2 separate regions of the Homo sapiens genome follow, and region 1 is linked to region 2. A link is an interaction called in ENCODE POLR2A ChIA-PET data of the cell type or tissue named here. Cell type or tissue: Panc1. All regions are shown on one strand. Links, peaks and the distances in the headings refer to the core of each region. The heading gives the core; the rest is flanking DNA. Region 1 has its middle 57 kb from the start of LINC01170. Region 2 has its middle 130 kb from the start of LINC01170.

Region 1 (15,641 bases), core at 3,090-11,089, 75 kb before region 2:
ATCTCATTGATCTGTCTAATATCGACAGTGAGGTGTTAATGTCTCCCACTATTATTGTGTGAAAGTCTAAGTCTCTTTGTAGGTCTCTAAGAACTTGTTTTAAGAACCTGAGTACTCCTGTATTGGGTACTCAGATTTATATATCCTAAATATATATGCACTTTTTTTTTTTTTTTTTTTGCTTTCTATTTGCTTGCTAAATTTTCCACAGTCACTTTATTTTGAGCCTCTGTGTGTTTGCACATGAGATGGGTGTATTAGTCTGTCTTTATGCTGCTGATAAAGACATACCTGAGACTGGGAAGAAAAAGAGGTTTAATTGGACTTAGAGTTTCATATAGCTGTGGAGGCCTCAGAATCATGGCGGGAAGTGAAAGGCACTTCTTACATGGCAGCAGGAAGAGAAAATGAGGAAGAAGCAAATGCAGAGACCCCTGATAAACCCATCAGATCTCATGAGACTTATTCACTATCACGAGAATAGCATGGGAAAAACCAGCCCCCATGATTCAATTACCTCCCTCTGGGTCCCTCCTACAACATGTGGGGATTCTGGGAGATATAATTCAAGTTGAGATTTGGATACGGACACAGCTAGACCACATTATTCTGCCCCTGGTCCCTCCAAATCTCATGTCCTCACATTTCAAAACCAATCGTGCTTTCCCAACAGTCCCCCAAAGTCTTAACTCATTTCAGCATTAACCCAAAAGTCCACAGTCCAAAGTCTCATCTGAGACAAGGCAAGTCCCTTCTGTCTAAGAGCCTGTAAAATCAAAACAAACTAGTTGCTTCCTAGATACAATGGTGGTACAGGTATTGGGTAAATACAGCCATTCCACATGGAAGAAATTGGCCAAAACAAAAGGGTTACAGGGCCCATAGAAGTCAGAAATCCAGCAGGGCCATCAAATTTTATAGTTCCAAAATAATCTCTTTTGACTCCAGGTCGCATATCCAGGTCACTCTGATGCAAGAGGTGGGTCCCCATGGTCTTGGGCAGCTCTGTCCCCATGGATTTGCAGGAGTCAGCCTCCCTCCTAGCTGCTTTCACAGGCTTGTGTTGAGTGTCTGTGGCTTTTCCAGGCACACTGCACAAGCTGTTGGTGGATCTACCATTCTGGAGTCTGGAGAACTGTGGCCCTCTTCTCACAGCTCCACTAGGCAGTGCCCCAGTAGGGACTCTGTGTGGGGGACTCCAATCCCACATTTCCCTTCTGCACTGCCCTAGAAGAGGTTTTCCATGAGGGCCCTGCCCCTGCAGCAAACTCTTGCTTGGGCATCCAGGCATTTCTGTACATCTTCTGAAATCCAGGTGCAGGTTCCCAAACCTCAATTCTTGACTTCTGTGCACCTGCAGGCTCAACCCCACATGGAAGCTACCAAGGATAGAGGCTTCCGCCTCTGAATCCACCACCCAAGCTGTACATTGGTCCCTTTCAGTCATGGCTGGAGCAGCTGGGACACAGGGCAAGAAGTCCCTAGGCTGCACACAGCATGGAGTCCCTGGGTCTGGCCCATGAAACCACTTTTTCTTCCTGGGCCTCCAGGGCCTATGATGGGAGGGCCTGCCATGAAGGTCTCTGACATGGCCTGGAGACATTTTCCCCATGGTCTTGGGGATTAACATTAGACTCCTTGCTACTTATGCAAATTTCTGCAACTGGCTTGAATTTCTCCCCAGAAAATGGGTTTTTCTTTTCTGCTGCATCATCAGGCTCTGCAAATTTTCCAAACTTTTATGCTCCATTTGCCTTTCAAAACAGAATGCTTTTAACAGCACACAAATCACATTTTGAATGCTTTGCTGTCTAGAAATTTCTTCCGCCATTTACCCCTCATCATCTCTCTGAAGTTCAAAGTTCCGCAAATCTCTAGGGCAGGGGCAAAATGCCACCAGTCTCTTTACTAAAATATAACAGGAGTCACTTTTGTGCCAGTTCCCAACAAGTTCCTCACCCCCATGTGAGACCACCTCAGCCTGGATTTTATTGTCCATATTGCTATCAGCATTTTGGGCAAAGCCATTCAACAAGTCTCTAGGAAGTTCCAAACTTTCCCACATTTTCCTGTCTTCTTCTGAGCCCATGAAACTGTTCCTATCTCTGCCTGTTACCCATTTCCAAAGTTGCTTCCACATTTTCAGGTATCTTTTCAGCAATGCCCCACTCTGCTGGTACCAATTTACTGTATTGGTCCTATTTTCATGCTGCTGATAAAGACATACCCGAGACCGGGAAGAAAAAGAGGTTTAATTGGACTTACAGTTCCATATGGCTGGGCAGGCCTCAGAATCATGGTGGGAGGCGAAAGGTACTTCTTACATGGCAGCAGCAAGAGAAAATGAGGAAGAAGCAAATGCAGAGACCCGTGATAAACCCATCAGATCTCGTGAGACTTATTCACTATCAAGAGAACAGCATAGGAAAGACTGGCCCCCATGATTCAATTACCTCCCCCTGGGTCCCTCCCACAACATGTGGGAATTCTGGGAGACACAATTCAAGTTCAGATTTGGATAGGGACATAGCCAGACCATATCAATGGGTCTCCTGAATACGCACACCAATACGTCTTGACTCTTTATCCCATTTGCCAGTCTGTGTCTTTTATTCAGGGCATTTAGCCCATTTACATTTAATGTTAATATTGTTATGTGTGAATATAATCCTGTCATCATGATGCTAGCTGGTTATTTTGCACAGTAGTTGGTGCAGTTTCTTGATAGTGTCAATGGTCCTTATATTTTGGTGTGTTTTTGAGGTGGCTGGTACTGGTTTTTCCTTTCAACATTTAGTGCTTCCTGCAGGAGCTCTTGCAAGGCAGGCCTAGTGGTGATGAAATCCCTCAGCATTTGCTTGTCTGAAAAGGATTTTATTTCTCCTTTGCTTATGAAGCTTAGTTTGGCTGGATATGAAATTCTGGGTTGGAAATTCTTTTCTTTAAGAATGTTGAATATTGGTCCCCATTCTCTTCTGGCTTGCAGGGTTTCTGCTGAGAGGTCCACTGTTAGTCTGATGGGCTTCCCTTTGTAGGTGACCTGGCCTTTCTGGCTGCTCTTAACATGTTTTCCTTTATTTCAACCCTGGAGAATCTGATGATTATGTGTCTTGGGGTTGATCTCCTCATGGAGGATCTCAGTGGTGTTCTCTGTATTTCCTGAATTTGAATGTCGGCCTGTCTTGCTAGGTTGAGGAAGTTCTCTTGGATAATATACTGAACTGTGTTTTCCAACTTGGTTCCATTCTCCCCATCTCTTTCCCATACTCCAATCAATTGAAGGCTTGGTCTTTCCACATAGTCTCATATTTCTTGGAGGCTTTGTATGTTCCTTTTCGTTCTTTGTTCTCTAATCTTGTCTGCATGCCTTATTTCAGCAACATGGTCTTCAAACTCTGATACCCTTTCTCCTGCTTGGTTGACTCAGTTATTGATACTTGTATATGTTTCACGAAGTTCTTGTGCTGTGTTTTTCAGCTCCATCAGGTCATTTATGTTCCTCTCTAAAGTGATTATTCTAGCTAGCAGCTCCTGTGACCTTTTATCAAGGTTCTTAGCTTCTTTGCGTTGGGTTAAAACATGTTCCTTTAGCTCAGTGGAGTTTATTATTGCCCACCTTCTGAAGCCTACTTCTGTCAATTCGTCCATCTCATCCTCCATCCAGTTCTGTGCCCTTGCTGGAGAGGATTTGTGATCATCTGGAGAAGAGGCACTCTCACCTTTTGGGTTTTCAGCGTTTTTGTCACTGATTCTTTTTCATCTTCATGAGTTTGTCTAGTGTCAATCTTTGAGGCTGCTGACCATTGAAGTTTTCTGGGGCCTTTTCTCTTGTAGATGCTATTGTTGTTGTTTTCTGTTTATTTGTTTTTCTTATAATGGTCAGGTCCCTCTTCTGTAGGGCTGCTGTGGTTTGCTGGGGGTTCACTTCAGGCCCTATTCATCTGGTTCACTCCCACACCTAGAGATGTCACTCGAGGAGACTGGATAACAGCAAAAATGGGTGCCTGCTCCTTCCTCTGGGATCTCTGACCTTGAGGAGCACTGACCTGATGCCAGTAGGAATGCTGCTTTATAGGGTGTCTGACAACCCCTGTTGGAGGGTCTTACCCAGTTGGGTGGCACAGGGAGCAGGACCCCTTTAACGAAGCACTTTGACTGTCCCTTGGTGGAGGGGGTATGCTTCCCTGGGGGAAACGCACTGGTCTGGGCTGCCCGGATTCCTCAGAACTAGCTGGAGGAAAGACTAAGTCTGCTGGTCCGCAGAGCTGCCACAGCTGGTGTGTTGGCTGTGGAGGATACCCCCTCTGACCAAGCTGTCCAGCCTCCCCAGCTGCATCAAGGGAAAAGTGCAGCCTGGAGCTAAAGAGATGGCTGCTGCCCTTCTCTCACCCTGGGAACTTATTGTGTTAGGCAGCTATCAGTCCCAGACTTTGTTGTCGCCCCTTCCCCAGGGAGCTCAAACAGCTTAGACAGCAGGTAGCCGCAACTGTGGTGCTGGTCGCCCCTCCCCGCTGGGAGCTCACAGGCTTAAGCAGATTCTAGCTGATTGGCTATTGAGAATCTGTGCAGCTCCATGGTTAGGACCCTAGGCCCTGGTGGTGGGCTCACAAGTGGGATCTTCCAATCCGTGGGTTGCACAGTTCCATGGACAAAGCACGGTTTCCCAGGCTGGGTGGCACGCTCACTGACAGCCTCCCTTGACTGGGGAGTGGGGGCTCCCCTGCCCTGTGTCATTGTGGCTCTCACGTGGGCTGCCGCACCACACTGCTCTTCCTGCCTCTCTGTGGGCCACACCAGCGGCCTAGTGAGTTGTGATAACAGAGCCTGGAGACCTCGGTTGCCAGTGCAGGATTCGCACTTTATGTTATGGTTCTTTTCCACGGGAGCCCCCAATCGCCACTGCTTCTAGTCAGCCATCTTGGCTCCACATGGCTCGACTCCAAGATTTTAAATGATTGCAGGATTTTTTCACCAGAACAGCTGTGTGTTTGTTTTCCCCGGTTACATTGTTACAATTGAGGTTTATTTGAATCAGTGCCATGTCCTCACTTTTTCAAGTCCTCTGTTTCAGTTAGGATAATTTTGCAACAGGTAAAAAATTACTCAGTAAAGAGTGATATAAGCCACACAAATATTTATTACCTTCCCTATCAAGAAATCTGCAAGCAGGCTGTAATGAGGTTGGCCAGTATCAACACTATCAGCAAGCATGTTAACTTTTTCCATGTTTCTGATCAGGCATCCTCAGTATGTTGGTGATGCTTCCTTCGTGGTTACAAGTTGGCTGTTCCAATTCCAAGCATTGCATCCCAAAAAGCAATATCCAAAGCAAGAAGCAAGGAATAAGGCAAATAGAGAGTTTTTCCTGTGTACTACTGCCTAATTTATGAGAGTAGAAAATTTTTCCCAGAGACTTTACATCACATTGACAAAGAACTGTCCTAGTTAGTTACTGGGCAAAGAAAAATGACATTTTCATGATTGGCTTAAATTTATCTTAATTCATTCCAGAGTTGGATGGAATTCACTATAACTGTCAGAAAATCAGAAGTCTTTCACTAGGAGAAAAAGGGGAAAGAGCTGCTAGATGAGCAATCAAATGCCTTGGCCAGATACTGATTTTGCATTTATTTTCCTTGAATAACTTCCAATCCACCTATATTGGTGGTATACTCTACTACATAAACCCTGGTCCCAAGTTTAGATTATTAATTCTGTAAGTCGCAAAGTTCAGATCTTACAATAGATTGTACATGTAGGTTAGATTCCTTAAATATTCAAAGTAGCCCTATTGGTACACTTAGTCATTTATTCAACAAATACTAATTAACCCTCTTCTATGTCAGGCACTTCTTTGGGGGCTGAGCAGTGAACAAAAATGGCAATACTTTCTTTCTTCATGGAACGTATGTTAGAATGGGAGGGGATGGGTATTAAGTGAAATAAAACATTGCACACCAGATTGTGATAACCGCCATGGAGAATGTTAAGAAAGGGATAGGGAGTATAGGGGGTGCAGGGGTGGAAATTGCCATTTACATTGGGTGATTAGAAAGACCTCACGGAGAAGATGACATTTAGTAAAGATGAATGTAGTCATGTAGGTGTCTGAAAGAAGAGTGGTCAGGACTCAGGGTGCAAAAGCTGTGAGTTGGGAGTGATCCTGACATGACAGCTAGGAGGCTGTGGCTGGAGAAGTGCATGGGAGGTAGGGCAAGCATTTAAAGGAACGAAATCGGAGAGGTCAAGTGGTCAGATCACACAGATCTTATAGGCTGATGCAAGGACTTGGTCTTTTGCTTTGAATGGCACAGGAAGTGATTGGAGGAGGTTGGGTAGAGAAGTGACTTAATCTTGCTTAGATTTTTTAAAAAATCACTCTGACTGCTTTGAGGGGAAAAAAACTGTATGTGGAAAAGAGAAGAAGCAGAAAGATGGCCTCGGAGATCATTGCAATAAAACAGGAAAGTTAGTGGCTTAGGTCAGGCTGATATTAGCAGAGGCAGGGCTTCACTAGTGCGTTAGATGTGGGGTATGAGAAAAAGATAGGCTTCAAGTATGACTTTGGGTTTGGAGCTTCAGTAAATGAAAGGATGGAGCTTTTATTTACTGAAATGAAACAATGTCAAGGAGCAAGTGGGGGAGGGAGAAAATTAAGCATTCAGTTTTGCACATATTTAAGCTCAAGACGCCTATTAGACATCCAAGAGGAGATGCTGCCTGTGTTGCATGGGTGAGTAGTCTGGAGCTCAAGGATGAAGAGAATGCAGTTCACATACACATGGCAAATAAAGTTGTAAAGTCCAATGAGATCATTAAGTATATGAGGTCAAATAGAGGATAAATGATCCAAGGATTAGGTCCTAAACATTTTAATGTTGACATACAACCAGAAAGAAGATGAAAAAAAAAGTCTCAGTGAGCCGTGAGGACTTCTAGCAGAGGGTAGTGTCTTAAGAGTGTTTCAAGTAAAAGGAATGATCAACTTCAAAAAAATGCTGTTGATAGATCAAAATATGAACTGAGACTCTAAAGAGTTTAGCTTGAGGAAGGGAGAAAAGTGAAGTGATTACCAGTTGTGCAAAGATTAAACACTCATAAAATCTTGTTTACATTGTATTGACTATGAAGTGAATCATTCATGATTTCCTATAATTATCTTTTCTTTTTGTCATTTTAGTATCCTTACAGACATTTAAATTGCTGTCAGCAATATTTTTATGCTTTACTCTAATAAAATCTGATTTAGAAAATCTAATCAATTAGATATTTTAGGCCTAATCATTGACATTACAAATGTACTACGGTTTTACAGAATGATGAGCCACAAATGACAAGCACATTCATTTAATTTACAAAAATTGTACTTGTCTGTTGCCTTTCAGAAGCCATGTACTGTATAAACTTAGGCACAGAGGCCTTCCTAATAGATGACATTGAATTTCTAATGGGAACTTCTGCAATAACAAATTCATCACATCCAAAGCATACCTCTGCAATATTTCACTTTGTCATTGGCTACACTTTTCTAAGCTCAGTGATGCTCACAAAAGCCATAGGATATCATTTGGCCTGAATCAAGAGCTTTACATTTCCAAAGAAGAAAGAGAATGTCAAATCCCTGCTAAAATTTAATAATCTATATTCCTCAAATTTTTTGTTCCAATGTGTACTATTTCATATTGTTTCTCATTACATTTTTCCTAAGATATTCATTTTTTTCTGGTAACTCTATATAGCATGTAACAAAACTAATATTATATCATGATCAAAATCTAAATATATATATATACACATTAAGGAGGCATGCTCTGGGAACTATTAGAAGTTGTCTTCTATTTTATGTCATCCTCTTTTTCAAGTCTGATCTCTGTTAGACAGCTATTTTTCTTCTGCAGCTAATATAACATTTATGTGGAGGGAGATTTCTAATTTTACTTTATTGGTGTATAAATGTGTCATTTCATACAACTAGCTGTTTTTCTTTGTTGTAACTTCTTTCTCTCTGTTTTAGCCTGAGGCTTTCCTCTTTATTTGATCAGTATAGTTTATATCATATTCTAGGCAGCACCCCTTCCCAGGAGAAAAACAGGGTTTCAAATTGCTACTCATGATTCCTAAGGCAAATGGAAAGGGTGCCTCCTGAATTAATGTTTTCTTTACTATTTTCATTGGTTATTGGTTTTATTTCCATCAGCTGATGGATACATTTATTTTCTACCTTTTAATATCATTCTCTCTCTATGACTGCCAATTGTTGTTTTGGCTTGATTATTTATGGTTGGCTGTATGAGTGGTTAGATGGAAAAATAATCAGTGTGAGGACTTGGTGACAAAATTTGAATTAATTTTTCAATAAATAACTAAAAGGTATTTGGGGTGTATTGAGTTCAATTTTTTTGATTGGCTTCTGAGATAAATGCTTCTTTTAAGGAAAGAGAGTTGGATTCTATGTTTTCTAACACTATTCACAGCTTATAGGGATTACATTTACCCTTAAAATATATTATAGGATCTATTTTTATGAGTATTTCTGCACATGGCTGTCTGACAAAACAATGTATTAGCCAGACCTAAAAAATTTTTTATGCATCCTCATCCCCAAATTTAAAAGAAAATATGTACCATTGTAGAACATGGAGGAAATATTCAACTACTTCTGATAGGACTTAGTTTCCTTTATTAGTCAAAAGCAAAAGAAGTATCCTGAAATATATTCCCACTATAATAATCACTCACAGAAAGAATTTTTTTTTTTTAAAAAGCTAAGTTCTCAATAAACTTGCATGAATGCTGAGAGAAAAAGAAGCAATATGGACACCCTGAGAGTCAGATGTGGTCAAGAGCAGAGATAAAAATGGGGGCCAGGACTGAACATCCTTTTCACAAGACATAAGCAAAGTCCATTGTATCCCTTCCCTGGAGGATGGTAAATCCATGTGGAATCATTTCCAAAATGAGTATGAAGCCCTAGGTCCTTTTCCATGCTGATCTTCTATACTACAGAAGTCTATATTATTAGAGGTAGTCATAACAAAAAAAATGCTTTTATATTACCTCATTATTTTACCTTTTTGTCACAAATCTATCATTAGATAAAAGAATGTCCAAACTTCCCTATGTTTCTATTATGTGTCAGGCCTCTGAGCCCAAGCCAAGCCATCATATCCCCTGTGACCTGCACGTACACATCCAGATGGTCAGTTCCTGCCTTAACTGATGACATTCCACCACAATAGAAGTGAAAATGTCCTGTTCCTGCCTTAACTGATGACATTGTCTTGTTAAATTCCTTCTCTTGGCTCATCCTGGCTCACTAGCTCCCCTACTGAGCACCTTGTGACCCCCACTCTGCCCGCCAGAGAACAACCCCCCTTTGACTGTAATTTTCCCTTACCTACCCAAATCTTATAAAACGGCCCCACCCCTATCTCCCTTCGCTGACTCTGTTTTCAGACTCACCCTGCCTGCACCCAGGTGATTAAAAGCTTTATTGCTCACACAAAGCCTGTTTAGTGTTCTCTTCATACGGATGTGCATGAAATTTGGTGCCATGACTCGGATCGGGGGACCTCCCTTGGGAGATCAATCCCCTGTCCTCCTGTTCTTTGCTCTGTGAGAAAGATCCACCTACGACCTCAGGTCCTCAGACCCACCAGCCCAAGAAACGTCTCACCAATTTCAAATCCGGTAAGCGGCCTCTTTATACTCTCTTCTCCAACCTCCCTCACTATCTCTCACCTTCTTTCTCCTTTCAATCTTGGCATCACACTTCAATCTCTCCCTTCTCTTAATTTCAGTTCCTTTCATTTTCTGGTAGAGACAAAGGAGACGTGTTTTATCTGCGGACCCAAAACTCCGGCGCCAGTCATGGACTAGGGAAGGCAGCCTTCCTTTGGTGTTTAATCATTGCAGGGACACCTCTCTAATTACTCACCCACGTTTCAGAGGTGTCAGACCACGCAGGGACGCCTGCCTTGGTCCTTCACCCTTAGTGGCAAGTCCTGCTTTTCTAGGGGAGGGGCCAGTACCCCAACCCCTTCTCTCTGTGTCTCTACCCCTTCTCTGCTTTTCTGGGGGAGAGACAAGAACCCCTCAACCCCTTCTCCTTCACCCTTAGCAGCAAGTCTCGTTTTTCTGGGGGAGGGACAAGTACCCCAACCTTGTATCTCTTCACCCCGATCCCTTATTTCTGTGCTCTGACATCTTGTATCTCTGTGCCCCGATCCCTTATTTCCATGCCCCAACCTCTTATCTCTGTGCCTCAACCCCTTATTTCTGCACCGCGACCCCTTTCCCACTTTTCTGGAAGATAAGAATCCCCGAACCCCTTCCCTCCATGTCTCTCTCTCTTTTCTCTAGGCTTGCCTCCTTCACTATAGGCAACCTTCCACCCTCCATTCCTCCATCTCCCTTAGCCTGTGCTCTCAAGAACTTAAAACCTCTTCAACTCACACCTGACCTAAAACCTAAATGCCTTATTTTCTTCTACGATGCCACTTGACCCCAATACAAACTCGACAGTGGTTCTAAATGGCCAGAAAACGGCACTTTCAATTTCTCCATCCTACAAGACCTAAATAATTTTTGTCGAAAAATAGGCAAATGGTCTGAGGTGCCTGACGTCCAGGCATTCTTTTACATCCGTGCCTCCCTAGTCTCTGTGCCCAATGCAACTTGTCCCAAATTTTCCTTCTTTCCCTCCCACCTGTCCCCTCAGTCCCAATCGCAAGCCTTGCTGAGTCTTTCTAATCTTCCTTTTCTACAGACCCATCTGACTTCTCCCCTTCTCCCCAGGCTGCTCCTCACCAGGCCGAGCTAGGTCCCAATTCTTCCTCAGCCTCCGCTCCTCCACCCTATAATCTTTTTATCACCTCCCCTCCTCACACCCGGTCCGGCTTACAGTTTCATTCCGTGAGTAGCCCTCCCCCACCTGCCCAGCAATTTCCTCTTAAAAAGGTGGCTGAAGATAAAGACATAGTCAAGGTTAATGCTCCTTTTTCTTTATCAGACCTCTCCCAAATCAGTGAGCATTTAGGCTCTTTCATCAAATATGAAAAACCCAGCCCAGTTCATGGCTCGTTCGGCAACGACCCTGAGACGCTTCACAGCCCTAAACCCTAAAAGGTCAAAAGGCCATCTTATTCTCAACATTTTATTACCCAATCTGCTCCCGACATTAAATAAAACTCCAAAAATTAAATTCTGGCCCTCAAACCCCACAACAGGACTTAATTAACCTCACCTTCAAGGTGTACAATAATAGAGTAGAGGCAACCAAATAGAAACATATTTCTGAGTTGCAATTCTTTGCCTCCACTGTGAGACAAACCCCAGCCACATCTCCAGCACACAAGAACTTCAAATGCCTGAACCGCAGCTGCCAGAGTTTCCTCCAGAACCTCCTCCCCCAGGAGCTTGCTACAAGTGCTGGAAATCTGGCCACTAGACCAAGGAATGGCCACAGCCCGGGATTCCTCCTAAGCCGTGTCCCATCTGTGCAGGACCCCACTGAAAATTAGACTGTTCAACTCACCTGGCAGCCACTTCCAGAGCCCCTGGAACTCTGGCCCAGGGCTCTCTGACTGACTCCTTCCCAGATCTTCTCAGCTTAGCAGCTGAAGACTGACACTGCCCCATCACCTCAGAAGCCTACAGGACCATCACAGACACTCTAGGTAACTCTCACAGTGGAGGGTAAGTCCGTCCCCTTCTTAATCAATACAGAGGCTACCCACTCTACATTACCTTCTTTTCAAGGGCCTGTTTCCCTTGCTTCCATAACTGTTGTGCGTATTGATGGCCAGGCTTCTAAACCTCTTAAAACTCCCCAACTCTGGTGCCAACTTAGACAATACTCTTTTAAGCACTCCTTTTTAGTTATCCCCACCTGCCCAGTTCCCTTATTAGGCCGAGACACTTTAACTAAATTATCTGCTTCCCTGACTATTCCTGGGCTACAGCCACACCTCATTGCTGCCTTTTCCCCCAGTTCAAAGCCTCCTTCACATCCTCCCCTTTTATCTCCCCACCTTAACCCACAAGTATAAGACACCTCTACTCCCTCCTTAGCGACCGATCATGCACCCCTTACCATCCCATTAAAACCTAATCAATCTTACCTGGCTCAATGCCAATATCCCATCCCACAGCACGCTTTGAAAGGATTAAAGCCTGTTATCACTCGCCTGTTACAGCATGGCCTTTTAAAGCCTATAAACTCTTCTTACCATTCCCCCATTTTACCTGTCCTAAAACCAGACAAGGCTTACAGGTTAGTTCAGAATCTGCGCCTTATCAACCAAATTGTTTTGCCTATCCACCCCATGGTGCCAAACCCATATACTCTCCTATCCTCAATACCTCCCTCCACAACCCATTATTCTGTTCTGGAACTCAAACATGCTTTCTTTACTATTCCTTTGCACCCTTCATCCCAGCCTCTTTGCTTTCACTTAGACTGACCCTGACACCCATTAGGCTCAGCAAATTACCTGGGCTATACTGCCGCAAGGCTTCACAGACAGCCCCCATTACTTCAGTCAAGCCCAAATTTCATCCTCATCTGTTACCTATCTCAGCATAATTCTCATAAAAACACACGTGCTCTCCCTGCTGATCGTGTCCGATTAATCTCCCAAACCTCAATCTTTTACAAAATAACAACTCCTTTCCTTCCTAGGCATGGTTAGTGCAGTCAGAATTCTTACACAAGAGCCAGGACCTCACCCTATAGCCCTTCTGTCCAAACAACTTGACCTTACTGTTTTAGCCTAGCTGTCATGTCTCTGTGCAGCAGCTGCTGCCGCCCTAATACTTTTAGAGGCCCTCAAAATCACAAACTATGCTCAACTCACTCTCTACAGCTCTCATAACTTCCAAAATCTATTTTCTTCCTCATACCTGACGCATATACTTTCTGCTCCTCGGCTCCTTCAGCTGTACTCACTCTTTGTTAAGTCCCACAATTACGATTGTTCCTGGCCCAAACTTCAATCCGGCCTCCCACATTATTCCTGATACCACACCTGACCTCCATGACTGTATCTCTCTGATCCACCTGACATTCACCCCATTTCCCCATATTTCCTTCTTTCCTGTTCCTTACCCTGATCACGCTTGATTTATTGATGGCAGTTCCACCAGGCCTAATCGCCACACACCAGCAAAGGCAGGATATGCTACAGTATAAGCCACTAGCCCGCCTCTTAGAACCTCTCATTTTCTTTCCATTGTGGAAATCTATCCTCAAGGAAATAACTTCTCAGTGTTCCATCTGCTATTCTACTACTCCTCAGGGATTATTCAGGACCCCTCCCTTCCCTACACATCAAGCTCGAGGATTTGCCCCCACCCAGGACTGGCAAATTAGCTTTACTCAACATGCCCCGAGTCAGATAACTAAAATACCTCTTAGTCTAGGTAGACACTTTCACTGGATAGGTAGAGGCCTTTCCTACAGGGTCTGAGAAGGCCACTGCAGGCATTTCTTCCCTTCTGTCAGACATAATTCCTCACTTTAGCCTTCCCACCTCTATATAGTCTGATAACAGACCAGCTTTTATTAGTCAAATCAGCCAAGCAGTTTTTCAGGCTCTTAGTATTCAGTGAAACCTTTATATCCCTTATGGTCCTCAGTCTTAAGGAAAAATAGAACGGACTAAAGGTCTTTTAAAAACACACCTCACCAAGCTCAGCCACCAACTTAAAAATGACCGGACAATACTTTTACCACTTTCCCTTCTCAGAAGTCAGGCCTGTCTTCAGAATGCTACAGGGTACAGCCCATTTGAGCTCCTGTATAGATGCTCCTTTTTATTAGGCCCCAGTCTCATCCCAGACACCAGACCAACTTAGACTGTGCCCCAAAAAACTTGTCATCCCTACTACTTTCTGTCTAGTCATACTCCTATTCACGGTTCTCAACTACTCATACATGCCCTGCTCTTGTTTACACTGTTTCTCCAAGCCATCACAGCTGATATCTCCTGGTGCTATCCTCAAACTGCCACTCTTAACTCTTGAAGTAAATAAATAATCTTTGCTGGCAGGACTATGCTGAATCTCCTTAGGCACTCTCTAATCAGATGTCCTGAGTCGTCCCAATTCTTAGACCTTTTATACCTGTTTTTCTCCTTCTCTTATTCCATTCAGTTTTTTAATTCATATAAAACTGTATCCAGGCCATAACCAATAATTCTAAATGACAAATGTTTCTTCTAACATCCCCACAATATCACCCCTTACCACAGAATCTTCCTTCAGCTTAATCTCTCCCACTCTAGGTTCCCACGCCGCCCCTAATCCCGCTTGAAGCAGCCCTGAGAAGCATCGCCCATTCTCTCTCCATACCACCCCCCAAAAATTTTCGCTGCCCCAAACTTCAACACTATTTTGTTTTATTTTTCTTATTAATATAAGAAGGCAGGAATGTCAGGCCTCTGAGCCCAAGCCAAGCCATCATATTGCCTGTGACCTGCATGTACACATCCAGATGGCTGGTTCCTGCCTTAACTGATGACATTCCACCACAAAAGAAGTGAAAATGGCCTGTTCATGCTTTAACTGATGACATTGTCTTGTGAAATTCCTTCTCCTGGCTCACCCTGGCTCAAAAGCTCCCCTACTGAGCACCTTGTGACCCCCACTCTGCCCGCCAGAGAACAACCCCCTTTTGACTGTAATTTTCCTGTATCTACCCAAATCCTATAAAATGGCCCCACCCTTATCTCCCTTCGATGACTCTTTTCGGACTCACCCCACCTGCACCCAGGTGATTAAAAGCTTTATTGCTCACACAAAGCCTGTTTAGTGGTCTCTTCACACAGACGTGCATGAAATTATGCATGAGTAATTTTTCCTAGAATATTAACTAAGCCATTAAAGTTCAACCAAGGCCTAGTTCTCATAGCCATTGGTTGCCACCAAAGTATAAATATACCTCATTCTGGCGTTGAAATGCTAAACTCAAGGAGCTAGGGTACTATCATGCCATTATAACACATTTTGGATTTGAATGTAACTCATCCCAAGACCAAGTACCACCCATCCACAGGTTAGAAAGCCAGATGGATACCTGTTTCAAGAGAATCCATTTAACCCAACCACCTACATCAATTTAAAGTTTAATTTGGATGATGGATGAATTGGTCTTAACCTTTTATCTTTAATATACCATAATTCATAACTACTTTGAGGATGTGAGTACATTTAGTCTTCCACAGTTACCTTAAAATGAAGTACACTGGTAGGGAAGTGCTATTGTTTCACTGATTATAAATTACAATAATAAAATTAATGTCAAATGTCATTTCAGTATATACTTTATTACCATGGTAACCCACAGGTAAGTGAGTTGGTAAAATTGCAAATTACATATTCCGCTATTTAAAGACGTCAATGAACTAAAGTCATTTAATCAAGCTTCTCATTGCCTGTGCTATGTAATCAAGACGACCCGATTAAAGTCAAAGCCAGAAAGCCACAAGCTCCCCACTCCTTGTCTGGCATTTCTGCCATCAAGTTCAGTCTGGCTCATGGCTGTATGCTATATTTTGTAAGCATGTTAATAGAGATTTGTTTTCTTGAGGGGATGGGGTCACAGTACAAAAGTGATTTAACTCCCAAATGGAAATCAGAGG
Region 2 (15,641 bases), core at 2,620-10,619:
CATATTCATCAGACAGGCAAAAATTGAAAAGCCCAATAATATCAAATATTATTCAGGATGAAGAGAAATAGAAACTCTTTAACATTGCCGGAAAGAGTAGATTTTTAGAACAACCACTTTGGCAAGACCTAGTAAAATTTAAAAATGTATGTACTCTTTTCTTTTTTTTTTTTTTCTTTCTTTTTTGTCTTGAGACAGAGTTTCACTCTTGTTGCCCGTTGCTGGATGCAGTGGCACAATCTCAGGTCACAGCAACCTCCGCCTCTCAGGTTCAAGAGACTCTCCTGCCTCAGCCTCCTAAATAGCTCGGATTACAGGCATTCGCCACCACGCCAGGCTAATTTTGTATTTTTAGTAGAGATGGGATTTCACCATATTGGTCAGGATGGTCTTGAACTCTTGACCTTATGTGTTCCACCCGCCTCGGCCTCCCAAAGTGCTGAGATTACAGGCATGAGCCACCAAGCCTGGCCATGTGTACTCTTTAACCCAGAAATTCCACCACTAGGTATCCACCTTTGAGAAACTCACCATTTACACAACAAACCATGTACAAAGATGTTTGTTATAGCACTTTTTATAATAATAAAAAAGTGAAACCAATCTATATATTCCTCAAGGGGGATAGACATAAACTGTAGAATAATATATAACAGCCAAAATTAGTGAACTGCATCTACAGATATCAACATGAATGATTATGAAAAACAACTTGTTATATTTTTTGAAAAGCAAATTACAAAAGGATATGTACAGTATAATATTTAGTTATAATATTAACTCATACTACATATAGTTTAGGATACATACATATGTGTTAAAAATTACAAGACGTATTTCAGAATGATGCACAGTGTATGGGTTAATTTAGGTTACCATTGACAAGAAATTTAGTGATAGTGGCATAAATACATTAGAATTAGATTTGTCAAATAGAAGTCTACATAAGTTGCTTTAGTTGAGATGGCAACTCTGCAGGCATGAAGAAAACGAATTTTTCTGTCTCGTAGCGCCACCGTCCATAGCCCATAGCTTCTACGTAGTGGTCCAAGAGAGCTCCTACCATGATAGCCCCACTCTAGCCAGTATGAAGGAGGAAGAGGAAAGAGAAGGGGCCCTTCCTTCTTTAGCGAATCCTCCAGGATGTTGTACATATAACTTCTACTTTAATTCCACTTCCACTGGCCGGAATTCACTCAAATGGCAATATCTGGGAGATGCAATGTTTATTCTAGGCAAACATGTACCTAAAGAAAAAGCAGTGATTACTTCTACAAAGCGGGTGGGAGAATAGGAGAGAGGAGTGACACTAAAGTTGTTACCTGTAATGTCAAATTTCTTGTATGTTTTAAAGAGAGATCGGAAGCAAATATGGCCTATTATTAGCATCTGTTTAATCTTTGTGATGGGTGCATAAGTATCATTTCTGTGATTGCCAATCTTGTCTATTTCTTTGAAATTTTCATAATTTAAAAGAATTTTTTTTTTCTTTGAGACAGTCTCACTCTGTCACCCAGGCTGGAATGCAGTGGCACGATCTGGGCTCACTGCAACATCTGCCTCCCGGGTTCAAGCAATTCTCCTGCCTCAGCCTCCCAAGTAGCTCGGACTACAGTTGTGCACCACCATACCTGGCTAATTTTTGTATTTTTAATAGAGACAGGTTTCACCATGTTGGCCAGGCTGGTCTTGAACTCCTAACTTTGTAATCCACCTGCCTTGGCCTCCCAAGGTGCTGGGATTACAGGCGTGAGCCACCATGCCCAGCCTAAAAGAAAATTTTTTAAATGCATGGAAAATATAGGAAAATAGCTATGTAGAAAAACCATTGACCTTCATTCCCCCATACACATTACACATACATACACCTGAAAATAGCAGTTAACATTCTGGCAGCCAGGTCTTTGATCTTTCTCCTATACATATTTTTACACAATTGTGTTTTTAATATTTATATATTTTTGTAACCTACTTTTTAGTTTATTGCATAAGTGTTTTTCATAGCTTTTAAATTTAAAAAATATATATTTAATGGCTATCAGGTAATCTATCATAAGGATGTATCATAATTTAATTAACCTCTTATTGTTGAACATGATGATTTTATAAATGTTAAATAAACTTTATATTATGGATTTCCAATGTACATATTTCATCTTCTATCACTTTGTCTCCAGATACTATTAATTTCAAGATAGGAATAATTATTGGTGTTTCCCATTCATTTAGTTACAATTCATCTCAGAAGCGATTTTTGTTTTGCTAAGAGATTTTCACTGGTCTTTTGTCCAAATTTCTTAGAATCAGTTAAAATCCCCTGAAACCAGAAGTTATCCTCACATATTTTCCTGACTCTCCTGGAACTTCTATTGATTTTATGTGAGCCCACAAATATGACAGAGAAGCATATCAGGGAGCTCTGGCCCTTGGGAATAGTTAAGAGCCCACGGTACTCTGTGTTCCCATCTCTGCAAGGCCTGAGCAATATCTTGGTACAATTGATGAATGTGACCAAGGTGCTCATTTTTTTTCCAAATGCTAAGTTCAATTCACTCTCACTTGTGCTCTCATTCTCTTTCTCATGCATTTTTAGTAGCCTTCCATTTAGACAATGCATAAAAGATACCTTCCGAAGCCCTTTTAATGGATCACACTTGTCATGCATGCATCCAAATGTACTTTAGAACTCTGTCTAGATACTATTGTGTGCCACAATTTAGTGATGCATTTTTAATCTAATTCAAAAATATATTGGCCAGGCATAGTGGCACATGCCTGTAGTCCCAGCTACTTAAGGAGGCTGAGACAGGAGGATGGCTTGAGCTCAGGAGTTTGAGGCTGTAGTGCACTGTGATTACACCTATGAATGGCCACTGCACTCCTACCTGGACAATATAGTGAAAGCCAGTGTCTTAAAAAATATAAAATAATGCACATATATATATATATATATATATAATTACTACAAAGTCTGAAACAACCTACACAAAGAAAAGCTTTCCAAGAAATTCCAAATTGATTCATTCATTCATTCGACAAATGTTTATCAACCATTCAGTGGGCTCCACTTCTGGCACTACAGAAATGCACAGACTAAACGTGGGAAGTGGATATGTAAGTAAACAATTAAGACAATTTGACAGAGGGCAGTGGCTTATCCCTGTAATCCCAGCACTTTGGGAGGCCAAGGCGGGCGGATCACTTGAGGTCAGGAGTTTGAGACTAGCCTGGCCAACATGGTGAAACCCCGTCTCTACTAAAAATACAAAAATTAGCCAGGTGTGGTTGTGCGCACCTGTAATTCCAGCTACTCAGGAGGCTGATGCAGGAGAATCGCTTGAACCCAAGAGGAGGAGGTTGCAGTGAGCCAAGATCGTGCCACTACACTGCAGCCTGGGCGACAGTGAGACTCCATCTCAAAAAAAAAAGACCATGTGACACCTGAGTAGAGTAAGAGCAAGTAGTTTGGGAGTATCAGTTTGAATATGTTCATGTGAGTGTCTTTGTAAAACAAGACCTGGCCATTTTCTTTGATTCTTTGATACATACTTATTAATCAAGTCTACTAAGAGAAACATGCAGACTCACAGGTTCTGCCCAGAAATTCCATGGGAGCCAGGAAACCTTCTCTGAGTAATGTGATATCCCAGACCTTTCTGGTCTTATCTCTACTATGCCCCCAGCACAGTGGTTTGTAGAGGGATTTTACAATAAAAAGCACATCGAACAAATTGGATAAACTCAGATCATGCCTGCATTTGTACTTACTCTACTCAGGTGTCACATTGTTTTAATTGTTTTGTTTGTTTGTTTGTTTTTGAGATGGGGTCTTGCTCTGCTGCCCAGGCTGGAGTGCAGTGGCAACCTCCGCCTCCCGGGTTCAAGTGATTCTCCTGCCTCAGCCTCCAGAGTAGCTGGAACTACAGGTGCGTGCCACCATTCTTGGCTAATTTTTGTAGTTTTAGTAGAAATGGGGTTTCACCATGTTGGCCCAGCTGGTCTCGAACTCCTGACCTTGTGATCGGACCACCTTGGCCCCCCAAAGTGCTGGGATTACAGGCATGAGCCAACGAGTCTGGCCCATTTTAATTGTCTACTTAAATATCCACCTCCCACAGTTAGTGAAATCAGATCATGCTTGAATTATCTTTAGCCAGGTTTTCTAAAATGGACATGGTAGATAAAACCTACAGTAAAGACTCAATAAATATTTGTTGAGTGAAAGAAAGAATAAATCAATTTGTGTGTTTCTAGTTCCCCCTTAGCAGAGCACTGACCACATAGTTTTCAATCAATTGTCAATTGATTTCCTTTTATGGTACAAAATTATGAATGTATCAACAAAAATTTTTAAAGTAGGTGTTCTTTTTCTAATGATTTGGCTTGATAATTTTAATATATATTCAATTAGATAGAGAATGTTCAGCAGCACCTTTTCAGAATTGGTAGTCACATCAACTTCCCATTTTGAATAATAGATGTAAAACATTGTCAAAAAAAAAAATCTGCAGTCCAGTCCAAGGTTCCCAGGAGGCTGACCCATGACAGGACCCACCCACTGATGCCCAGTGTACTTGAAGAATGCAAAATGGTCCTTGAATGTGTTATCTGATGGTCATTTTTCTTAGACACAAGGTGCAGCACATTACAAGATACCCAGAGGATAAGATAATGTTCCCAAACTGCATCCCTACAAAAATCTACAACCATTCTCAGAAAGGTAGACATTCTTCTTTTCCTCTCCTGAAGGGCTCAGTTTTCTTCCTTCAAAAGTCATAGTTGAGGTCCTCACCCCCAGTACCTCAAAATGTAGCTGTATTTGCAGATAATAAGGTCTTCAAAGAGGTAATTAAGTTAAAATAGGATCGCTAATTTAGGCCCTAACCCAGTATGACCATTGCCCTTATAAGAAAAGGAAATCTGGACACAGACTTGTGCATGCACAAATGGTGACATATAAAGATCCAGGGAGAAGACGGCCATCTACAGCCACGAAGAGAAGCCTCACCAAAAACTAGCCCTGTCAACACCTCGATATCAGGCTTCTCAGCCTCCAGAACTATGACAAAAAAAATTTCTGTTGCTGAAGCCATCCAGTCTATGGTACCTTGTTATGGTAGCTCTAGCAAACCAGTAGATCTCCAGTGGGAACTCTCCATGTGACCCTCCTGCAACCTGCCTCATTGTCCGTGTTACAATGATGAGCTACTCGAGACCTGCCAAAGGAGTTTATAAATGGCCTAGCAGGGATCTGAAAATTAACATCTCTGCCTCAACCAGCTTAATTGCCTCCTCCTTCTGCAGACGATCACTGGACAGCAGCCCCTTCCTCTGCCTGGCCCTGATTATCTATCAGACAGTTACTGTTTTTCAGTCATAGCATTCAGTTGCAATCTATAATTATCTTGCTTTTTGCCTAACAAGAATGTAAGCTCCATGAGTTCAGAGTCCTGTCTAACTCCTCATGTCTGTATCCCGAATGCCTAGCACAATGTCCCCCAGAGAGTCACAGATACTTTTGAATGAGTCTATTATTTTTGTATTTTGAATCTCCTAGGTAAGCACAAGCTCTTTTTTAAATAGAGCACAAGCTGTATTTTAATGCAAAAATAGAATATTTTTTCTTCGTTTTCAATTCATGAAGCCTTTGGAATACGCAGTTGAGAGATCTAGACTTGACTTCTTTTTAAAAAAGCAAAAATGAAACCAGATATCCCTGGCTCCATGTGCACTAGCCTGCCTGACAGCAACAGTTCACAGTATTTTAAATGATGGAGGTTGGGCAAGGGAGGGGTTCAGGATGGGAGACCCATCCGAAGAGTGATGAAGAGTGATATTGCATTCAGAGGAGTGTTAAAAATGAAGCATGTGTTATAAATAATAAAATACACCCAACTGTGCATATTAAGTTGTAATTCAATCCCTGGCTCCTTCTGACATTGATAAACCACTCATAGCTTCCCTTTCATGGTTCCAATGCCATGAGTGACTAACTTCTCTTAGTGGAACTTCTACCTCCTTATTATTAGATGGAATCAGTTCTACATTATTCTGCATGTGTGAGAAAGAGGCAGTGAGAGCCACGCCACATCAACTGGACAACCAAGATTCTGCTTAAAACTACATTTAGCCAGTTATGAAGAGGTGAAAACGTACTATGTAAACGAGTCACAAGGCAGCAGTTGGAGCAAGAAAAGTTTCTGGATTTTAGGTTACTTTTATCAGTTCAGTCAAATGTAAAAGAGAAGTGAAGGCCGGGCATGGTGGCTCACACTTGTAATGCCAGCACTTTGGGAGGCCGAGGCCAGCAGATCACCTGAGGTCGGGAGTTCGAGACCAGCCTGACCAACATGGAGAAACCCTGTCTCTACTAAAAATACAAAATTAGCCAGGCATGGTAGCACATGCCTATAATCCCAGCTACTTGAGAGACTGAGGAAGGAGAATTGCTTGAACCTGGGAGGCAGAGGTTGCGGTGAGCCGAGATCACGCCATTGCACTCCAGCCTGGGCAATGAGAGCGAAACTCCATCTCAAAAAAAAAAAAAAAAAAAGAAGTGAGGAGCAGAAGATGTATACATCAAGTATGCAGGTCCTGTCACTACAATTTCCTCTATTCAGTATTGACTTAAACATTTATTCTGAAAAAGAAACTGTGTTTTCCAGGTAGATAGAGGACGCCTGGACCACGGTGGAGGCAGTGCTGCTCTGGGTGTCCAGGCAAGCCCACTGGGCTGCTCTGAATTCCATGGGAATGGGAATGCCTTACAATCTTCAGCATAAAATGGCCCTAACAGCAGAAATATCTGCTACTGGTTCTCCCCATCTGACCAAGTAAATTCACTGGAATTATCTTCTGAAAATCAATCTTGCTGCCACTAGCTCCACTGTCACTCAGGGCTTTTCAGCCACGGGAGAAGCCCAGGGTGAGCTCTATGCCTGGGATCTGAGCTTGGGCAGGGGTTTCACCAGGCACTTGGAGAATAAACATGAGCTCACTCTTCCACCTATTCACCAATTCCTATAAAGCTCCAAGGTCTCCCCTTCCTTCCAGGTATCTGGTTTATTCCCTTGGGAGCAATAGGACATCTGCTGAAGCTACCAAGTGTGGTGGCTGGTTCTGCCCCAAAGCACTTAGCTAAATCAGGGGAAGGGAGTCTCAGCAGCTAAAAATAGCAATAGAACATTGATTTTTTTTCCTCATCCCCTTCTCCCCTTCCCACCAGTCACTTTCACTTCAGAATGTTTTCTGCTGACATCAAGATAGGGGACAATGTAAAAGAAGAGGGTCAGCAGGCAAGGAAGAGAGACAGAAGAAGAAAGAAAGAGGCAAACAGACACAATCTGGGACAAAAAATCCTAGACAGGTCAGAGCACGTTCCCCAGCACGTGGGCCAGCTGGGGGCCGTCAGTCCCTCGACACACGCAGATGGTCTTGCAGAAGCGTCACACAGCTCAAGCCAGCCAGAGCATCCTGAAATTGACACGCTGGATGGTCAAGGGCAGCCTGTGACCTTCATGCCGCAGCAGCAGGAAATCAGGCTCACACTTGGATTTTGGAGTGTGCTACTCTTCAATGAACTTTCGTCAGAAAAAGTATCTGGAAGTGCACACAAAACAGCTATTAACTAGAGTTTATCTCTGAGGGATGGGGTGGGAGGTGTAGGAAGGGATTTGGACTTTTGACTTTACATCTTCTTATAAAAATCAATAGAGTTATAAGTGGTTTTTACTTCTTTTGTGATTTCAAAGTTTTTCATAAGAAATGGTTTGCTAATACAATTTTTTAAATTTATTTTTATTTTTAATTTTGAGACAGACTCTCCCCTCTGCCACCCAGGCTGGAGTGCAGTGATATGATCTCGCTCACTGCAGCCTCCATCTCCTTGGTTCAAGAGATTCTCATGCCTTAGCCACCCGAGTAGCTGGGATTACAGGTGTGCACCACCACACTCGTGTAATTTTCGTATTTTTGGTAGAGACGAGATTTCGCCATGTTGGCCAGTTGGGTTCGAACTGCTGACCTCAAGTGATCTGCCTGCCTCAGCCTCCTGAAGTGCTGGGATTACAGGTGTGAGCCACCACACCCAGCCACTAGTACAATTCTAAAATAAATAAATAAATATTTTAAAAAATGATTTCACAGGCTTGATCACATTTAATATTCTCCACAGACCTATGAGGTGAGCAAGGTGGATGTAGCTCAGGATTCAGTCCCCCAGCCTTGGGTTTGAGCCCTCTTTTCAAATCTACCAGATATGGAAACTGAGGGAGGAATTTGAACTGGTACCACAGATGTGATAATAGTACCCACTATCTCAGCTTCCTAGGAGAATTCTATTAATAATTTTTTTTTTTTTTTGAGACGGAGTCTCACTCTGTCCCAGGCTAGAGTGCAGTGGCTCAATCTCAGCTCACTGCAACCTCTGCCTCCTGGGTTCAAGCAATTCTCCTGCCTCAGCCTTCCAAGTAGCTGGGATTACAGGCACGCACCACCACACCCTGCTAATTTTTGTATTTTTAGTAGAGACAGGGTTTCACCATGTTGGCCAGGCTGGTCTCGAACTCCTGACTTTGTGATCCGCCAGTTTTGGCCTCCCAAAGTTCTGGGATTACAGGAGTGAGCCACCATGCCCGGCCTTAGATACAACACATTAACCCTTTTAAAAATGCTTGGCACTTGAGAAGCACTCAGTAATTAGAAGTCATCATCATTGTTCTTGCTATTATCCTAGTTAGTAGCATTATTATTATTATGAGAGAATTTTAAGAGCTAAGTCCAGAGCAACACAGCTAGCAGTGGCTAAGCAAAAACCAGAACCAAATTCATTTTATGGCCACCACATGGCAGGGGTTAAGCAGGACTGTTCGTACTACCCCCACCTCGAGTTTCAGACTGGAACAGGACAGCCGGAGCCCTCTCCAGAATCAGCCTCAGAGAGAAAGCCTCGTGAGAGCCATAGTAATATGGGCATGGGTCAGCTCAGCCCCAAATTCTTCCTGATCCAAATCACAGGTGTTTTGGAACAAATAATGCTATCAAAACAGCTTTTGGGGGGAAAAAATGTCTGTGCCTAATGGGCAAAGCCCAAGAGAAAGGTTTGAAGGAAAATTAGTATTTATGTGGATAGACCTAAAATAACTATTTTTTTTAAGACTTGATCTTGCTCTGTCACCCAGGCTAGAGTGCAGTGGTGTAATCACAGCTCGCTGTAGCCTCAATCTCCTAGGCTCAAGCAATCCTCCTGCCCCAGCCTCCCAGTAGCTAGCACTACAGGCACACACCACCAGGCCCAGCTACTGGCTAATTTTTAAAATCTTTTGTAGAAATGAGGCCTTGCTGTTTTGTCAGGCTGGTCTTGAATTCCTGGCCTCAAGTGATCCTCCTGTCTTGGCCTTCCACAGTACTGGTATTACAGGTATGAGCCATTGGCCAGCCTTAAATTAACTTTTCACTAAAGATTTTATTTTTATTTTTGTTGCTCATAAAGAGAAAGAGCAACAAAAAAGTAGTTTGACTATTCCTCAAGTCTTGTCACCAATTTAGTTTCAAAGCAATTCCAAAATTTACCAGTGTTTCATTGCACTTTAGGGTCCCTTTATTATTTTTATTCTAGACAGTGTGATTGATTGCTAATCTTAACATACATTCATTACATCGTTCAGATTGAGGTCTAAACTATGTTTCAGATCTTCTCCGTGTTTCTGTTAGGGCCTTGAACAGTCTGCAACGGAGATTCACGGTGATTCTGCCTGACATCAGGCAGGAGAACTAGGGCACAGCAGGGAGGCCAATGGCGGGGGGGAACCACTGCCCCTCAGGGGGAGTGTCCTCCACTTGGAGCAAACTCCTGGTGCTCTAGTTCATTGTGGTTAGTGATGACCCCTGATGTTTGTATGGTGTTGAATTGTTTACAAAGCACATCCTTGTACATTATTCCCCACCATCCTCTCCACAATCCAATAAAAAACAAACATTATTAGCTCCATTTTTCAGCTCAAGAAACTGGACACTCAGCAAATTGAAGTGATTTTCTCGAAGCCATAAGACTAGTAAGGAAACACATGGCATGAACTCCACATTGGCACCCTATCCTCTACACTTCGAATGTTGTTTACACCTCTAATTCCTAAAAAAAAAAAAAAAAAAAAAAAAAAAAAAAAAAAAAAAAGTTTTCCATTTAACCTCTCCACGCTTCAGTTCCACCACCAACACACTCTCATGCCCCTATACAATCCCCTCTCCAAAACTATGAAAGCTCAGGTAACAACAGGCAACAGCAAAATCACCCGATGCTTGTTGGAGTCCTGACAACGTTGACAAAGTCCTTGGCAGGCCCTTCTATTTTCATGATCAATGGTACTACAGCCAGAAACAAGCCTCGCTGGCTGTGAGCTGATCTCTACTGTGAAAATGCACGCACGGTGTACACATTTGTTTATATTCTAAGCACTGAGGATGAAATAATTCTGCACCGTGTCCATTTTTGTGCTGTTAAGGCATACGGTTGCTTTGCAAGCAAAACAGTAGATCTTTCATTTGCCAGTGACATTCCACAAAGTGCTTATAATTCAGTGTTAGCTTATCAGCCGTCCAATCTCCCACTCCAGGGAATGTGTCAACCATCAAAAGGAGCAGAGGAGGTGTGCTGCATCTTAATGGCTTTCATTTCATCAGACTTACTTTCTTAAGGGCATTTAATCAATGAGGACAAGTAGTAGGCAGATTTTTAAATAAATGTGTCACTTTAGGTTAATCCACAGCACCGCTGAATATATTTGTTTATGCGACTCCCAAATATGTCCCTCTGTTGCTCAGCAGAATTGATAATCTGTAAATCAAAACATGTTACAAGTAGTTTTAAACTATCCCCCAAGGAACAGCTTTATTTGACCTGCCTGAATGGGAGATGTCCAGGAGTTTCAGGTACAAGGGTGTTGAATGTCAGAGCTGCTCAGAATGCCTGAGTGAAATGCCAGTTCCATTTACAACAAAGCTTTCTATTCATTCTTCCTTCCTTTCTTTCATTAGCCAGGTGAATGATGGGCTTAAAAAAATGTATTTGAAATGACAAAGAGCCTAGCAAAAAGATGGCAAGCTGGGAAACAAGGAGGACTGCAGGAATCTTAATTTATTCTTTGGGCTACTATTAAATGCAGAAGGAAATAAAATTGAAAGTAGACTGGAATGATACTGATGGGGCTCATATCACTTTGCCTTGATTATACCAAGACACTGGCTTCTGTTTGTTCTCTCCACTTTTTGCGTCCTTAATGTGCCCCAGACAAACAGAAGGGCTGTAATTGTGTAAACTCAGGTCCCCTGTCAAATAGAAATTTCTTTTGCCATCCGTTATCAGCTATCTGAACTGTCAAAATATGATTGTCACATCTGCTGGAAGTGTATTGGCCAGGTTGGGATGTGAATGTGGTGTTGTTATTTTAGATTGATTTTCTTAATGCTGGCCATAAGCGTGTCCGTGTGCAGGCTTGCGGATCCTTTCAGTCCTTTTAACAAAGCTTGAACTGTGTTGACATTTGTCCCCAGGCAGCAGTGTCCATTCAGAGTAGGACCTCTGCTGAGGCTTTTGTTGGAACCACTTAAATAATCTCTTTCTTCTTTCTTTTTTTTTTTAAACAGTGAGTGTTTACCAAATAAGATTGAGACTGTATGATCCTTTTGACACTGCAGCTAACAAAAGTTATTAATATTCTGTGGGCTTCAGAGCAAGAATCTATTTAATGGTTTCAAGAATCATTCAAATCCCAGGCACAGCCTTAACTACAGCTTTTTATAGATAGAAAAGGATATCCAGATCTGTATGTGTCTGTGACATTGCAGAGGACACTGGGGGTTGATGAAAGCTCACTGTATTATGTCTCTTTCCCCATTTCTTCACAGACAGCCGGGGAGAAGATGGCTTTCCTGGACTTGGGAAGAGTCATTAAACTGCCAGTGCTTGTGAGTGAATATCACAAGAAAAGATGATGCGCTTCATTTTATTTTATTTTACTGAAAATAGTGACATTTACATAATGATGTCTAATCTCTCTTTAGGCCTAGTAAAGACTCTGCAGATTTTCAGAATGTTGCCTCTGCTTCCTTAGGGTGCCAGGACCTCAGAGTTTCTAAGACATTCAGGGAGAGGACCCCAGCCCTAGGTGCACCTATAAACATACATAATAGCCAATTTACAAGAGAGTCAGTCAGAATGGATATTCATGTGCCAGCTTGTAGTACAATTCAACTTTCAATTCTGAGACAAATTAAATTCATTCTTGTGCATCCTAGTGGTAATGTACAATTAGCTTTCAGAAACTGTAATATATTTTCCTATCATATAGGAGTCTTTAGAAATTTCAAGGGTAACCTCTCCAGTCGCCTTAACAGTAATCTTAAGTGTGTATCTCCAAAGTTACATAAATCAAACCATTTGGTAAACCGTGTTGTAACCTTTTTAAACGTATCTCCCTGTTAGCTTTAACATCATTATATCCCATTGTGATGAAAATGGACTTTCGGTATCCAGCGATAATGAAAATAGCCACTTTATGCGGTTTCTGCATGCAATTATCCAGGCTTTTCTCAGACTCTAGAGAAATCTAAGCTAATTGCTTTGGGACTTTTCCTACATTTCCATAAATTCTTTGTTAATTTTTTATGAGAAACTGTTATTGCAGTCGCCCTTAAAGTTCCCATTGTATTCAATAATGTAAAGAAGTCATTATGGAAACAGCTATTTGCTAGTGTCCCTGCCAGAGCTGGACGCCTTCTCATCCCTCTGTATTCTCAGGTGAGGTGGGAGGTGTTTTTTGTTTTTTTTTTCTCACTCTTTTTTTTCTAATACAAATTTTTCTTCATCTGAGTTTACTCAAAGCCAATCTAAAAGCAGTTCTATGTGGTGCATGACCTTGTCATTATAGGACAAGAATTGAGTTTGCTTTATCTGACAGTTTGCTCTGGATTTGCTTTTATACCTACTCATCAACCCCAAAGACAAAGAACTCTGTTTTAAGTGATAGAGGAGCAACTGAATGAGCCATGTTTCCCCGGGAATGCTCTAAAATTACCTTAGATGTTACATTTGATTTATTGATTGCTTCAAACCCAGAATCACAATTCCTCTAGCTTCCAATAAGCACTACCAAAGAGCACCTCAAACACATTGCCAAGATTTTCAGAGATGTTTTTCAGCCTGATTTTCTCTTTTGAGCTCCTGTGGGTACAAGAGCACGCCGTCTGGAACCACCAAGGGAAGAAAATCTTCCCTCTCTTGCTCTTAGGCAAGGCTATATTAAACAGAGTCAGACCAGCCTGGTGCTTAAGACACTAAAAGCAAATACACAGAGAGGAAGAGAGATAAGCTTAGCTTTAATTAATTTATCTAGAATTAGCAATCAGAAAATATAAAAAGAAATCCTTCTAATTTCAAAATACTTGCAAAGCTTGTGTTTTACAGCTTGCACTTAAGTTTTATTTCAAATCACATGAGAGACAGATATCAATTCATCCATCTAAACTCAAGATTTGTGCAGGTTACTGTATGCATGCTACGCCTCGATAAAAATGACATGGAGAGAAGGCCAAAAATGTCACCTGAATTTGTCATTACTTTGGGCTTCTGAAGGCCTTCCTCTTTATGGGAAGGCAATGAGCATTGGGGAAGTTACTCTGCCACTTTCAGCCCACCTTGAGCTCTAGGTTGGAGGCTTTGGGTGACTGACTTCTAAGAAAAGTGCTTGCATTCCCTGCAGGTTATTGTCTCTTAAACATCACAGGAACTTGGCTATATTTAGGGCAAACCACACAGTGGTTACACTACACTCTTGGTTAGGGCACACAAGTGGTAAGTATAGCATAGACCTGCCCACATGTGCCTCAGAACTGACCGTTCAGAGTGTGAAAGCAACAAACTCTTCTTGACATGGGCTCTTTGTTATCCACGGGTAGTTTTGGCAGCCTGCATGTAAAAACTGCCCATTTGCAAACATGTTATACATCAGCAAATGACCAAGTGGATTTTCTCAAGTATCAAAACCCACTGGGAGCCATTCAAAGTGTATAAATCCATTCATGCTCTCTTAAGGAAAATAGAATACACAAATATTTTCACAAATGATACTTATTTATTTTAATGAATGATATTTGTTTAAAATGATTAAACCTGCTGCTTTCCAGTCGTAAAGGCAAAGTTCTTGGACCCCAATGTCTCCCAGAAGCCTTCCCAAAGAGTAACTGTTCATTTTGGTAAGCAGTTCAGTAAACCTGTGTTAAATTAAAATGGAAACTAAAAGAGTAATGTCATTTGGAAGACTCTTGGTCTGCTGTCAGCATTTCTGAACACTTCACTTGGTACTGGGAAATCCTAAATGGTTCCCAATCTTTGATGGAGATCATCAAGGCACTGCTGGTACTGAAGATGTTCTAGCTTCTCACAAGTGCACAGACATGGCTTCAACCACACTTCTCTGCAAATCACAACTTGAAATTCGGTCTCCTCTTATCTTCCAATTGGCACTAAGCATTCTTTCAACAGTCTCATAAGCCATTTCTATCAAGAAGGAATTATTGTCTTTAACTATGGAAACGTAAGTCAGCTGCATTACATAATAATAACAGCAGTTGGCCTGGCACAATGGTTCATGCCTGTAATCCCAGCATTTTGGGAGGCCGAGGCGGGCAGATCACTTGAGGTCAGTAGTTCGAGATCAGCCTGGCCAACATAGTGAAACACTGTCTCCACTAAAAATACAAAAATTAGCCAGGTACGGTGGCACATGCCTGTAATCTCAGCTACTCGGGAGGCTGAGGAAGGAGAATTGCTTGAACCCGGGAGGCAGAGGTTGCAGTGAGCCAAGATCGTGCCATTGCACTCCAGCCCGGGTGACAGAATGAGATTCCATCTAAAAAAAAAACAAAAAACAAAAACCAAAAAAAAAACAATAACAGCAGTTATGTTATTTAAGGACATTACCACATAGGAGCAAGGGTATGCTCTGAAGTCCCTAGACTCACCAATTCGTATTTGAAAATTCAAAATTGGATGAGGGTGGAAGTACTACCACTTGGATATAAGAAAAGCTGGTTATTGAACAAGAAGATTTTTTTCTTAACAATAAAATTCACATGGAGCAGTTACTGGCACATCAGCATTCCCTCATGTAATCCCCCTAACAATGTGATTTAGGAAGCATAATCCCCATTTTACAGGTGAAGAAACTGAAGGTCAGGGAGGTCACAGAAATTCCCCAAGATAACACAATAAGTAACACAGTCAGGACTTCAGCCTCCCCATCTCTAAAACTCATTTTTTTCCCACCGTGTCACATTCAAGGCTCAGCTCCTCCATGCCCTTTGACCTATAGCCTTGACCTATTGTAGGAGAATTGCCCACATGGTTGTTTGGACTCTCTCAGTATTCTACATGAACTTCTTCTGTGGTACCTATAATACTTCACTGCAGTTTTTGTTTATGTGTCTGATAGACCATGAGTTCCCTAAAGACAGGTGTCTTGTCTTGTACATCTTTGTATTCCTGGCACTTACCACAATATCTGGCACAGGCAGGAATTTATTGAAAGATAACACTGATGTCAAATAAACATATATAAAGACACTCAAGTGCTCACGTAAATAAATGC

Evidence for each region. ChIA-PET counts read pairs that join two places held together with the same protein. Peaks named below come from ENCODE experiments on the same cell type or tissue, not always from the same donor. Only the 100,000 strongest peaks of a DNase experiment are listed, where the experiment ranks them.
Region 1: POLR2A ChIA-PET joins it to region 2 with 14 read pairs; 2 of 35 experiments call an interaction of 5 or more read pairs at or near these places.

What each region holds. Positions count from the first base shown.
Region 1 is chr5:124,487,902-124,503,542 of GRCh38, forward strand. No RefSeq gene overlaps it. Among named protein-coding and RNA genes, the nearest start is that of LINC01170, 57 kb to the left of the region's middle. RefSeq lists enhancers at 9,006-9,597, 9,598-10,188, 14,282-14,867. In Panc1, for the core only: no CTCF peak of the experiment used is centred there; no DNase peak of the experiment used is centred there; H3K27ac peaks cover 1,137 bases.
Region 2 is chr5:124,563,372-124,579,012 of GRCh38, forward strand. No RefSeq gene overlaps it. Among named protein-coding and RNA genes, the nearest start is that of LINC01170, 130 kb to the left of the region's middle. In Panc1, for the core only: no CTCF peak of the experiment used is centred there; no DNase peak of the experiment used is centred there; H3K27ac peaks cover 3,804 bases.